3 separate regions of the Homo sapiens genome follow, and all the other regions are linked to region 3. Evidence: chromatin contacts called from ENCODE Hi-C or POLR2A ChIA-PET data. All regions are on one chromosome and are shown on one strand. Each heading gives the region's core, a stretch centred on a gene start or an enhancer-like site at or near the end of the contact. The rest is flanking DNA. Distances are from core to core; before and after follow the strand shown. Region 1 overlaps RASSF3 (Ras association domain family member 3). Region 2 has its middle 16 kb from the start of LINC02425. Region 3 overlaps LEMD3 (LEM domain containing 3).

Evidence for each region. Hi-C counts contacts between places; a loop is a spot of excess contacts on that map. ChIA-PET counts read pairs that join two places held with the same protein, here RNA polymerase II (POLR2A). Pooled maps may share reads with other maps.
Region 1: a pooled map shows a loop between it and region 3 (4-fold over the local background). The contact joins two enhancer-like sites. A Hi-C loop is called at or near these places in 1 of 37 single-sample maps with no recorded cell type and 2 of 50 pooled maps. POLR2A ChIA-PET finds 5 or more read pairs at or near these places in 1 of 52 experiments (common myeloid progenitor, CD34-positive).
Region 2: a pooled map shows a loop between it and region 3 (2.5-fold over the local background). The contact joins two enhancer-like sites. A Hi-C loop is called at or near these places in 1 of 37 single-sample maps with no recorded cell type and 1 of 50 pooled maps. POLR2A ChIA-PET finds 5 or more read pairs at or near these places in 2 of 52 experiments (PC-3 and T-cell).

What each region holds. Positions count from the first base shown.
Region 1 is chr12:64,667,328-64,671,340 of GRCh38, forward strand. The region is part of intron 1 of RASSF3 (Ras association domain family member 3); the gene reads left to right. Among named protein-coding and RNA genes, the nearest start is that of MIR548Z, 47 kb to the left of the region's middle. RefSeq lists enhancers at 1,984-2,143, 2,364-2,423. Within about 2 kb of position 2,089, at least 30 of the 41 ENCODE cell types and tissues checked have a DNase peak (open chromatin) inside an H3K27ac peak, as active enhancers do.
Region 2 is chr12:66,045,449-66,049,096 of GRCh38, forward strand. No RefSeq gene overlaps it. Among named protein-coding and RNA genes, the nearest start is that of LINC02425, 16 kb to the left of the region's middle. Within about 2 kb of position 2,048, at least 2 of the 41 ENCODE cell types and tissues checked have a DNase peak (open chromatin) inside an H3K27ac peak, as active enhancers do.
Region 3 is chr12:65,207,835-65,211,634 of GRCh38, forward strand. LEMD3 (LEM domain containing 3) reads left to right here. Exons shown (of 13, transcript NM_014319.5): 2 at 3,092-3,129. Among named protein-coding and RNA genes, the nearest start is that of LEMD3, 40 kb to the left of the region's middle. Within about 2 kb of position 1,982, at least 2 of the 41 ENCODE cell types and tissues checked have a DNase peak (open chromatin) inside an H3K27ac peak, as active enhancers do.

The DNA of each region.
Region 1 (4,013 bases), core at 839-3,338, 540 kb before region 3:
TTTCTTTCTTTCTTTTTGAGACAGAGTCTCGCTCTGTCACCCAGGCTGGAGTGCAGTGGCGCCATCTCGGCTTACTGTAGCCTCTGCCTCCCAGGTTCAAGCGATTCTCCCGCCTCAGCCTCCCAAAGTACTGGGATTACAGGTGTGAGCCACTGCGCCCGGCCTATTTTCTTTCTATTACAAGTCCCTTGCGGGAAAGATGGTCGTAGCTCCTATTCTAAATGAACAGAAGTTCTGTCTTAGAAATTTTCCCATTTTACAAGTGTTCAAAGAGGACCAAATTTCATCCTCTTTCCCTGCCTGTGTCCTGGAATCAGCTGAGAAGAAAGACAGGAGTAAGGTGGTCTTCAATTCAGCCAGTCTTCAATTGTTGGAGACCAAAATTTACCTTTATGCTGATCAGGGTTAGAGCTGCTATGCAGAACATGGCTTATCTCTGCGGGCAAGTGGCCTTCCTGAGGCTCATCTCCAGAGCTGTGCAGCAGAATGTTGCCCTCAAAAGAGGACAGAGGGCAGGACTGGCTATGCATGCATGCTCACTCCCTTCTTCCAGATTCACTGAGCCTGTTTTCCTTCTGAATTAAGAGGTAAGAAAGTAACACCTGGAAAGATGTACTTTCCCAAGGTCACGCAGATAGCTGGCAACAGGTTTTTCTCCTGGGCTCTAGAGGCCTTTGGTCTGAGTAGAAAGGGCATGGTTATGGGGTTGGCCAGGCCTTGTGTTCACCACATTCTGCTTCTGTGCTCTTAGCTTTCATTTCTGCATCTATACCATGGGGTTAAAATTTCTACCCTCGGGATTCCTGGGAGGGTTACCTAAGGTGTAACTGTTGAATGACCTGAACCAGTGCTTTGCACTCAGAATCAGCAATGTAAATATCACTCAGCCAGCCTGGGGCACTTTCCTCTATCAAACCTTACCAATCCTTTTCTTCTTCTTCTTCTTTTTTTTTTTTTCTCTTCAATTGAAACAGGGTCTCACTGTCTTGCCCAGGCTGAGGTGGAATGTGGCACAATCTCCGTTCACTGTAGCTTCCACTTCACAGGCTCAATCAATTCTCCAGCCTTAGCCTCCAAGTAGCTATAGGCACGTGCCATCACACCTGGCTAGTTTTTGTATTTTTTGTAGAGATGGGTTTTCACCATGTTGCCTAGGCTGGTCTCAAACTCCTGAGCTCAAAGCGATCTGCCTGACTTAGGCTTCGAAAATGCTGGGATTACAGGTGTGAGCCACCATGTCCAGCCTCGTTGTTCTTTCTTTTAATCACCCTGGCTTGGCACCTCAGAAAACATGGTGATTGGAGTTTAGCTTTCAGCAGGGTGGGACTTGGATGTTGACTGTTTTAATTTTGATTTTTTTTTTTTTTTTTTTGAAACGGAGTCTCACTCTGTCGCCCAGGCTGGAGTGCAGTGGCGCGATCTCGGCTCACTGCAAGCTCTGCCTTCCGGGTTCACGCCATTCTCCTGCCTCAGCGTTGTGAGTAGCTGGGACTACAGGCGCCTGCCACCGCACCCAGCTAATTTTTTGTATTTTTAGTAGAGATGGGGTTTCACCGTGGTCTCGATCTCCTGACCTCGTGATCTGCCCGCCTCGGCCTCCCAAAGTGCTGGGATTACAGGTGTGAGCTACCGCACCCAGCCCAATTTTGATTTTTTAGGAGGAAAAAAAATTGTTCCTAAGGAAGTCAAGTCCTAAATTGAAAGACTTTCATATATTACACAAACCCTAGAAAAACTTGGGTTACACCTGGGATTGATTTTGAAGTAGGGCGTTGAACTATGTGTCCTGTTTAACCTCGAGGAGCAAATGGCTTTCCATTCTAAACATTCTCATTTCTTCTCTGGGACATTCTTTAGGTGCTTGTTTGAGTTTCTGTTTTGTTAGGCACATTAGAGGACTCTATATGAACAAGTTCCTAGGGGAGGAAATTGGTGACTTAGATGAAAGGGTGAAAAAGGTGAAACCTTCACATTATTGTGTAAGGGATTGTCCCAGAATGTGTGAAATTTGATGTAGTCCTTCTTGGCTTCGTTTTTTCCTCAGATGTTCTGGATGAAACAGTTCCCCCTGTCACACGTGGAGATAAGGATGTGGCTCTAGGCAGGGCATATCCTGTGTTTAAGACTGTGTTGACTCTTCTTTTACAGTGTCTGCCACTTGTTTCCTGCCTAGGTCTTTAGTTTTGAGTGAAGTACAGCTGTGAAGTCCTAGACTTGTAATGCTAAGGCGTTCATTATGTTAAATTCAGTTTCTCTTTTTCTTTTCTCTGCTTCACATCAGCCTTGTACTTTAGCACGTTTCCAGTCCAGCCTTGGTAGCTGGGCTGCTGTTCTCCTTGACCCGTCCCTTTGCAAGCAGCAGACCACGGCCAGGGTTGGGAGTCCGGCTGGGCCACTGACCGCAGTGCTGAGGAAAGGTGGAGCGGGAGGCCCTTTCCTCCCAGCCTCGGGCTTCCTGTGCAAGCCACTGAGGAGGAAAAGGAGCTGGAGGGTGTGTGAACCCTCAGGTTATACAAGCAGCACTTCTATGCAACAAAGAAAATGTAAATTGCTGTAAATTACCAAAAAAAAAAAAAAAAAAAAAATTGCTGGCAATCTGCTTTCCAGGGCAGATGGAGGGTAGCTTTTATTTATACATTGGTCAGCTGATTGAGTAATGTTTAAAAACCACCTTTACTTCTGGCACTTCTTGGCAGTATCAGTTTTTTTTTTTTAATGGATAGAGAAGCTTTTTTATTTTACAGATAATAACTGCATATCTTTACCTGAGGGAGCTCAGGTTCGCTCTATCTAGCAGCTTCCACGTGTCATCTCTGTATGTGCAGTTGGTGCCTGCATTAAGGAGGACGGACAGCCTTGTGGCGTTGGTGCCTCTGTTTTGTGTCTAAAGCTATTTATTTGGGGGTGGCTGCCCCAGGAGCAGCACATCAAAGTGGTGTTCAGTTATGCTGGCCAAGTGCTGAATTGCATTGTGTTTATTTTTATTTCCAAGGTTATTTTATTTTTTACACATGAAAGCCTTTTTCCCTCCTAGATTTTACTGTTTTTTTTTTTTTCCTGATTAACAAAGATGTACAGACTGAGGAGAAGTTTTTGAAAATTTTGTAAAAATGTTGAAATTTTTATGCAGAAAGAGAAACAAAGTGGGGGCCCATCCCAAATCTCACCAATCAGGCAGAAACTATTTGTCATACTGGATACGGTTTCTCTCTCTCTCTTTTTTTTTTTTTTTTTGTGGGGGGGATCTTTTCATTAAAAAACTCTTCTGTAGGTATCTTAACAGCACTTGCATGGTCCTTAGGAGATGAAGGTGTTTCGCCATTTCTGGAGTGCTGCACATGTAGTTTTCTTCTTTTTAAATTGTCAGTGGCCCTGGCCAGATTACTAATTCCCTACTAAGTTGCCAGTTGTGCTAGTACCCCACCCTCCAAAATCCATATTGACCTTCTGTATCAAAATGGCTAAGTCGTCAGAAACCAGCAGTGGGCAAACGTTAGGGTCTCAGCTTTCCTCCTTTCTTTCACTTGCTTGGCTTCATTGGCTTTGAATCGGATAGACCCGGGTAGGAACCTCACCTAGCCCCTCCACTAACTTTGTGTCCTCCGGCAAAATAAATCTCCCTAAGCCTCTATTTCCTATATGCAAAATAGGGATGATAGTATTACCCAATTCCAGGGTTATTGTAAGAATTCAGAGGCAAGTTGTGAAGGGTGTGGCATGGTGTCTGGAATGGGTGATGATACAGTTCCCTAAGGGGAGCTGCTGCCACCTCTGTGCTGGGGACTCTCCCTTTGCCCCATCCCAAGAATTTGGGTTGGCTAATCCTGCCCTGTCTGGTTTTGGATGAGGGACCAGGAAAGAAAGGGAGGCAGGATAGGGGAGGTGTTTTTGAGAAAAACCTTCTTTTTCCCTCTGCAAGTATTTGTTTCAGGCAGTACGTGAACCCTCGAAGACTGATCGGGGCTGGTCCTGGGTCACCCCAGCAGGGTTCAGTGAAGTGGGCCAGGGGCACT
Region 2 (3,648 bases), core at 798-3,297, 840 kb after region 3:
AGGCAGTAGAGTGAAAGGGTGAGGGAAAAGTCGCCGGCTTCAGAGAGACCTGAGTTCTAGGCCCAGGTCTGCCACTACACTGTTTTTAATTGTGTTTATAATCTTGATGGGTATTCACCAAGTAATTTATCAAGTGCTTACTGTGTGCTGGGCACTCTTCTCAAGGCTTTGAGTCTATTAATTTAGTTAATTATCACAATGATGATAAGTACTTATTTTCACACCACTTTATACATGAGACAGCAATTAAGTCACTTGCGCAATGTCATACAGCTCAGAACTGGAGGACCTGGGATTCAAACACACAAAGTCTGGCCACAGAGCACAAGCTCCTAGTGACTACGCTATCTTTCAAGTTATCTAAGCCCATTTTCTCATCTTAAAAAATATAGCTTATAAGCCTCATAGAATTATTATGTTGGTTAAATGAGATAATGCATATAGGCCGGGTGTGGTGGCTCACACCTATAATCCCAGCTACTCGGGAGGCTGAGGCAGGAGAATCACTTGAATCCAGGAGGTGGAGGTTGCAGTAACCCAAGATCATGCCACTGCGCTCCAGTCTGGGTGGCAGAGTGAAACACTGTCTCAAAACAAAACAAAACAACAAAAAAGAGATAATGCATATAAATTTAGCACAGGGCCTGGGGTATAGTAAGCAATAAAAAGATGTCAGATATTATTTTTTGACTTTCTCTGTCCTTTCAGCCCAGACCCCCAGAGGTGGAACCAGCAGGGGAAACTTGAAGAAATCGTGCCAGTTTCTTTTCTTCCCCACCCAGGGAGTCCTGTGTTCATATACTGTTGTGCTACATAACTAATACTTGAAGGAATAATAATGAGGCCATTGAGTGCCAATAATATGTTAGGCATTATACAAAATTCGTCATTCTACAAAACCTGTTTGCTTCCCAAGCCTACTCAGTCTCTGCTGAGTGGGTTTAAGATTACTGGCAATATATCCATTGCAAACCCTTTTAGCCAGGAGTGTCTGCTGCTTTGTCTTTAAGATTTTGTCTCTGCAAGAATATTGGACTCTTTGATTTCAGCGGCAAGGGTGTTTGGGTAGCAGCCAGAGTCTAACATTTTTTGTCCTTTAAAGCCTTCATGCATCTGTTGTTTGGCCATCACAACTGACTGCCTTGACTTGGTTGGAATTACAACTCAATTTACACCCTATATTTTCCCTTTATTTCTTCAGCATCATACAGGACTCAAGATTTAACAGCATTTCTTTGACTTTCTGGCCTCCTCTCGAGACTTTGATTTATTTCTACAAGCCATATAACAGTGTTCTTGGCAGCCAATAAGAACTCTTCAATTGGACACTCTAATCAGGCTCTTTTCCTTGGCAACAAGTTCTAGCCACCTCCTCTTCTTTGCTGAGAGAAAACTCAGAAAAAAAAAAAAAAAAAAAAAAGGTGCGCCAGTTTAGAAGGAAGCAAAAGCTATCTCAACAGGTGAAAGAAAGCCAACTCTCGTGAAAGTGGGAAGGGAAAACTCTGCCTCTATAGGTATTGTTTCTTTAGGAAGCCATAAGGCCAAAATAACTGGTTATAATCCAGAGTATTGAATGTTTTTCCTGATACTCACTTGTCACATGATTTAAGTCAAGCCTGTTTGCTTCTCGGGGACTCAGTTTTCCCATCTGTAGAATATTACTCTCTGGCATCTTCACCACAGAGTTTAAAGCATTGGCCATATGTTAACCTCTTTACTTTTCACAATCCTGTAAGAGTCAGGCACAGATACTTTGCTTCAGACCTGAAAGGAAAAAGAGAAGCAAAGAAATTGTGGGGTCTGCCTACAGTTGCAGTATAGCTGGGATAACAATTTACATTGTTTATCTTAATGCCAAATGCTATTGTTTTCCAGAAACTTCTCTGTCAGAAAAATGGAATTATTAACAGAGAAATATGGCACCTTGCTTGCAAGTCATTTGACTTGGCTGTTTAAATGAAGTTAGGGGATTTCAAAACCCAATCTAATAGAAAAACATTGGTCAGAGTTTGACATTATACAAATATTTCATACTTGGGGCCTACTGCCTTGAAACACTGACTAATCCTCACTGTTACCTTGTGAAATACATTATTAGTCATTATTAGTTCCATTTTACAGCTGGAGGAACCAAAGAAGAAAGTTCAAATGGCTTCTCTGGGGCCACAGAGGAAGTCAGTACTACACAAGAGAAATTCTTGTATTTTCTCTCTCTTTTGCTCACCCAGATAGAGAAAGCAGGTTTTCTGGAGAAGTTCTCACATCTGAAATCATTCATGAAACTAGAGGCAAATTCACATGGCATTAGTTTTTGAGAACAGTCACAGCTACAGCATTTCTAAAAATGTAAACATAACAGCAAATGTAAGATCCATATTGGAAAAACACCCTTGAGGTTGTGTTTCTCTAATTGTAGTCATTGGGCTTCCAGGAATTTGAGAGCACAGACCCCAAACCATTCACAGACCATGACACTTCTCTTACTCATGAATTAACTATATATTGGTATTCAATGAAAAGCTGATGTCTTTTTATGCGTACCCTAGCCAAAAATAATGCTAGGCTTCCTGATGATTCTCAAGATGTGTGGTGAAGTGTGTGTGTGTGTGTGTGTGTGTGTGTGTGTGTGTGTGATGTCAAGTAGACATTTACTGAACATTAACTGTGTATCAAGCACTGTGCCTACTTGTTGGAAAATAGAAGTAAAAATCTCCTTCCCCTAGAAGAATTTAGGATTTAGGTAAGAAAATAAAATACACATATCTACCAGGCTCTGGTAAAATCTAGAGTTCAAATATGTTATTTTTAATTTTGCTTAACCCCATATTTCTTTAACTTTTGGAATTCAGAATTTTTCTTCAAGAAGCACCTAATAATAATGCCACTATAATTAGTACTTTTCACTTTAAAATTAATTTTTTAATCTCTCCATCAGTATTCAGGTTTAGAATTTCCTAAAAGACCATGTACTTAAGCTTTCTTATAAAACAATTACATCATCAAGATGCAAATAAAGACTTCTTAATTTCCATCTATATTCAATTATTTTATGTTAAATTTGGGCTTCCCGTCTGCCAAGTTATATGCTGTATGGTGAACATATAAACAGGAAGCCAGCATTAGCCCTGCCCAGTAGTGTAGTGGAAGAATGACATGGAAACCTCTGATTGCAATACAATGAGACGAATGCTGGTTGACACACCTACAATATATGACCAGCGCCTGGAAACCAGCCATGCTAGCACATGGGGGTGCACGGAGGTGTACCGGGCGAAGGAAGGCTTTATGGAGGAAGTGATGTTTGAGCGGCTCTGAAAAAAACAGAAGGTCCCCAAGGTGAGAAGAGGATGAGGACTTTTCCAGGCAAAAGGAGAGGCAAAATGGCGTGATTTGGGAGTCTCCTGGGGATCTACCCGTCAAGAGAAAACCTCCTGAGAAGGTCTATAAGTGGAGCAGCGTCTACAGGGCGCTTCGCACAGCAAGCTGAGTCAAACACCAAACTGCTTCAGCTAACGAAATCTGCTGCCAGCATCTTCTGCTGTAACCTGCAAACACTGAGATACCTCTAACTTCTCGCCTTTCTTCCCTTCTTCCTCTTCCAAAAAAAAATGGTAGTGTCTGCTTCCAACTTCTCAAGCATGTGGAAAA
Region 3 (3,800 bases), core at 732-3,231:
CTTTTTATCTGAGAATTCATAACATGATAAACTTTATTTCTGTGTAAGAGAATGGAAAACAGTTTACATTTGAGAAAAGATCAGTAAAACTAGTAACATTTTTGGAATTGGTGGGGGTAGAGGAAGGGAGGGATTTGGAGGAGAAGCATTGTGTGTCTTATAAGAAATTATCACAAGATAATTTGTTCCTTGCAACAAGGTGTGATTAGGAACCATTGGAAAATTTTGAGGATTCTAATGAAACATTTAAGGAATTTGATTTTTACAGTTAGTAGAATAGTTTAAAGGGAAAAGAAGTCAAAATATTAAGGACCTTTACAAAGAAAAGCTTGGTATATTTGAGGCTTGAAATAATCTGAACTAAAGTATTGAAGAAGAAATGTCCAAAAAAGCAATAGTGAGAGGCTGTTGGGAGTGTAGGGTTAAAGGAGGACAACAGATCAAAAATGGCTGCAAGGCTCTGCCTTTAGGGGATGGAAGAGTAAATTTTGAAGTACCGTCTTGGTATTATCATTGCTCTAGGATAAGGGATAAGAGCTGTAATTCACTCTCAGGTCCCTCCCTAGTTTTCTAGTGACTGAATAAAGAATGAAGTGGCAAATTTTTGCTGTGGGATGCTTTTGAAACAAGGTTTCTTCTCTTCGGTTACCTAATTGGGAGAGGGTGTTATATATTTTCACTAGGGGTAACAGTATATGTTGTTTCCATTAAAGACTAGGTAATTTGGATGTGATAGAAGATATTGGTGTGTTTTTAGAAATACTGAAATGATTTGGGGAAAGAAAAAATGTATAAAGATACTTTGAAAACTTTGAGGGCTTTTAATTTGTTAGAGTTGCTGTTTTTGGTTGGTGTTTTCTTGTAAAAACTTAACCCCAAGGATATGTTTTACTTCTGCTGTTGTTAATAGGTCTCTGTTCATTTAATAGGTGGCAATTATCATGAGCATTTGGGGAAAAAAATTTTAACGAAGTTTTGTTGGGCAGAAAGTATACTCTTGGCTTTTTTAGGTATGTTATACTCCAGGTATTTTAGACTACAAGGCAAGAGGCAGAAATCTAGAAGGATACTAGGGGTAGAGCAATATTTTCAGCAAAATTGTTTTCCCCCTCTTCAGCTTTCTCTGTTACCCTATCCCTCTCCCTTTTTAGTAGCTCAGAACATACCCTCCTCCAGCATCCTGCAAAATTGAACACTTTTGCTTCAGTGTTAACACACAAAGTGAAATAAAGAAGAGTGCCGAGATAGCACAACAAGCATTTTTCAAGCACTAACTATATATCTAGTACTATGCTTGGTTCTGGGCATGCACATGTGTATAACACACGCTCCCTGTCTTGAGAAGCCCACAGTAGAGCAGTGTGGTGAACATTGATAATTTACAGTTATGCTTTTATGGAGCTACTCACAGAGCTGATTTTCCATTTGATAGTCTTGACAAAAAGTAATTTTGTGTATAATCAAAAAAGCAATACTAGCATAGCTTTTTTTCATAGACATTAAAACTTGTTTTTGGAACTGCACACTTATATTTTTAAGAATTGTTCTTATAAAGAGCAAATAAAACACCTTTTACACTTTGTATTGTTTGGCTAATTTATTGTCATTTGTTTGGCCAAATGACAAGGCATTTTTTTGGTAGTACGTTGAGCTAAATATAGCTGTTCAATGTTTATATTGAAAAATTAATATTATTAAAAAGGGTATCTTTTTAGTCCATGTGTTCTGATCCTTAACATTTTATTTAATCTTGAAGCTATATTATTTCTTCTCCCTATTCCCCTTTTGAGTACTTTTGATTTTCTGTAATATCTTTCAAAACATTTTCTTTCCCAACATTAAAACCCTTTTGATGTATAGAGAAATGTCGTTTAAAAATCCATTAGCAAAATCCCTTATGATGATAACAGGATACATTTTTTTTTCCTTGCTCTTTTATTGTACCTTGTTAAGCTGGTCTCACATGAACTTTCTTAGAATCAGGCAGTTCCTGGTTCCTATGGGACTTCCTGTTTTCTCAAATAAAAATAGAAAAGCATCTCAGAAAGGAAACCTGGTCAGTGTGAACTACTTTGTAAGATCAGTTAGTCTTAGTTAGTCTTAGTTGTGGCCTGGATTATATAGATATATAGTCTATATAAAATATAAAAGTTTACAGGTATCTGAAAGCTTTGAATATTTTCGTATGTAATATCAAAATAAACAAAATGATAAGGAGAAGACTCTGAATAAAAACCCTGAGAGGTGCTACATATTCAGCCGTAAACATTTTTGTATCTTAATTTAGAGGTGAATGAAGGAGGGGCATAGGGGTTGGATGGAAAGTGGTAAATCCTTTCCTTATTATGTAATATTTTATTGTAAATTTGGAATTGCTTAATACTGAGACTTAATTCTTAGTTACTTTGATCTGTATTTTTTTTTCTTGCCACTTTTTCAGATGTTGGCAAGGATTAGGAAGGTGGATTTTTAAAAAATCATTAGAAGTCAGAATTCTAAATGAATTATTCAGTTTTAAAGCATCTTGTAGATTTCTTTCAGTAGTTAACTGCTTCTTAGTCTATATTATGAAGAGAAATCAAATTAAGGTAGAAACAAATGATATAGTCATTAGCAGTAATAATAATGGATAGTGTGTATTGAGTACATATTAAGTGCTTGACACTGTGTCAAACATTTTATCTTGTTTATCTCATTTAATCCTGACAACAACTGTATAAGGTAGGTATCATTGTTATCCATACTCCTTTAAAGAAGAAACTACAATTTAGAGTAGCTAATTAGATGTTAGTTCAAAGAGACATTACTAATAAGTGGTAGAGGTGGAGCTGGGACTTGAACTCAGCTTCTGTGATACCAGAGCACCTGATCTCAATGATTGTGAGGAAAACCACTAATTCAAAGTGAGAATGATAAGTATAAGTCTGAAAAATTACTTCCCTAACCTTTATTATCACCAGTTTGTTTACATTTGGTTCACATATTTATATCCAGTTTTAGCAAAGTACATGCTGGCATTTCAGAGAGTTTGTTTGGGGGATTTTAATTCGTAAGTGATGCTAATACTTGTCTTTTTTTCCTTCCTTGATAGTAGAAAACCCCTTTGGTGAAACATTTGGAAAAATACAAGTAAGTAAACGATCATAATACTGATAATTTTGTGTCATGTTTTATATGATAAAAGCATGAGAATGACTATCAACTAAAAAAAAGTAATTTTAAAGTTATTTTAGTCTTAAACAATAGGTTTTATCAACTTAAAAAAATAGTAATTTTAAGGTTATTTTAGTCTAAAACAATAGGCTTTCTTATTCTGAGTATTCCCTAACTGTCGTATAATTAAATCTGACACAGATTTTCTCTTAAGAGCTGAACTGTTTATCACTTTACTGTAAAAGACTACTGCCAAGTAAAATGGGAGTGGCATATCATCAGTGGATCTTGTCTTACACTTAGAAGTATGCCTGTTGCCTGTAGTTGTTGGATACCTTAGCAGTTTTTGTCCGTTTTGCCCTCATTTTACCTCTTTGGATCTTCTGCATATTGGCATGCCTATTCGACCATCAAAAGGACTTAGAAAGGAAGCATATCCTTCAGGCTATTTCTTTAATTTTTTAAAGAGTGCTATAATACTAATTTTAACCTAAATTTTACTTATATAAAAATATTTTTCACTTACCCATCATTACAGGGACTTCAGAGATTAAGATGTTTAAGCTTGTAATTAGTTATTAATTTTTTATTATAGGAACTGTTATATAGACCTGTATAGAAAACATTATTTGTTGTACTGAAGGATG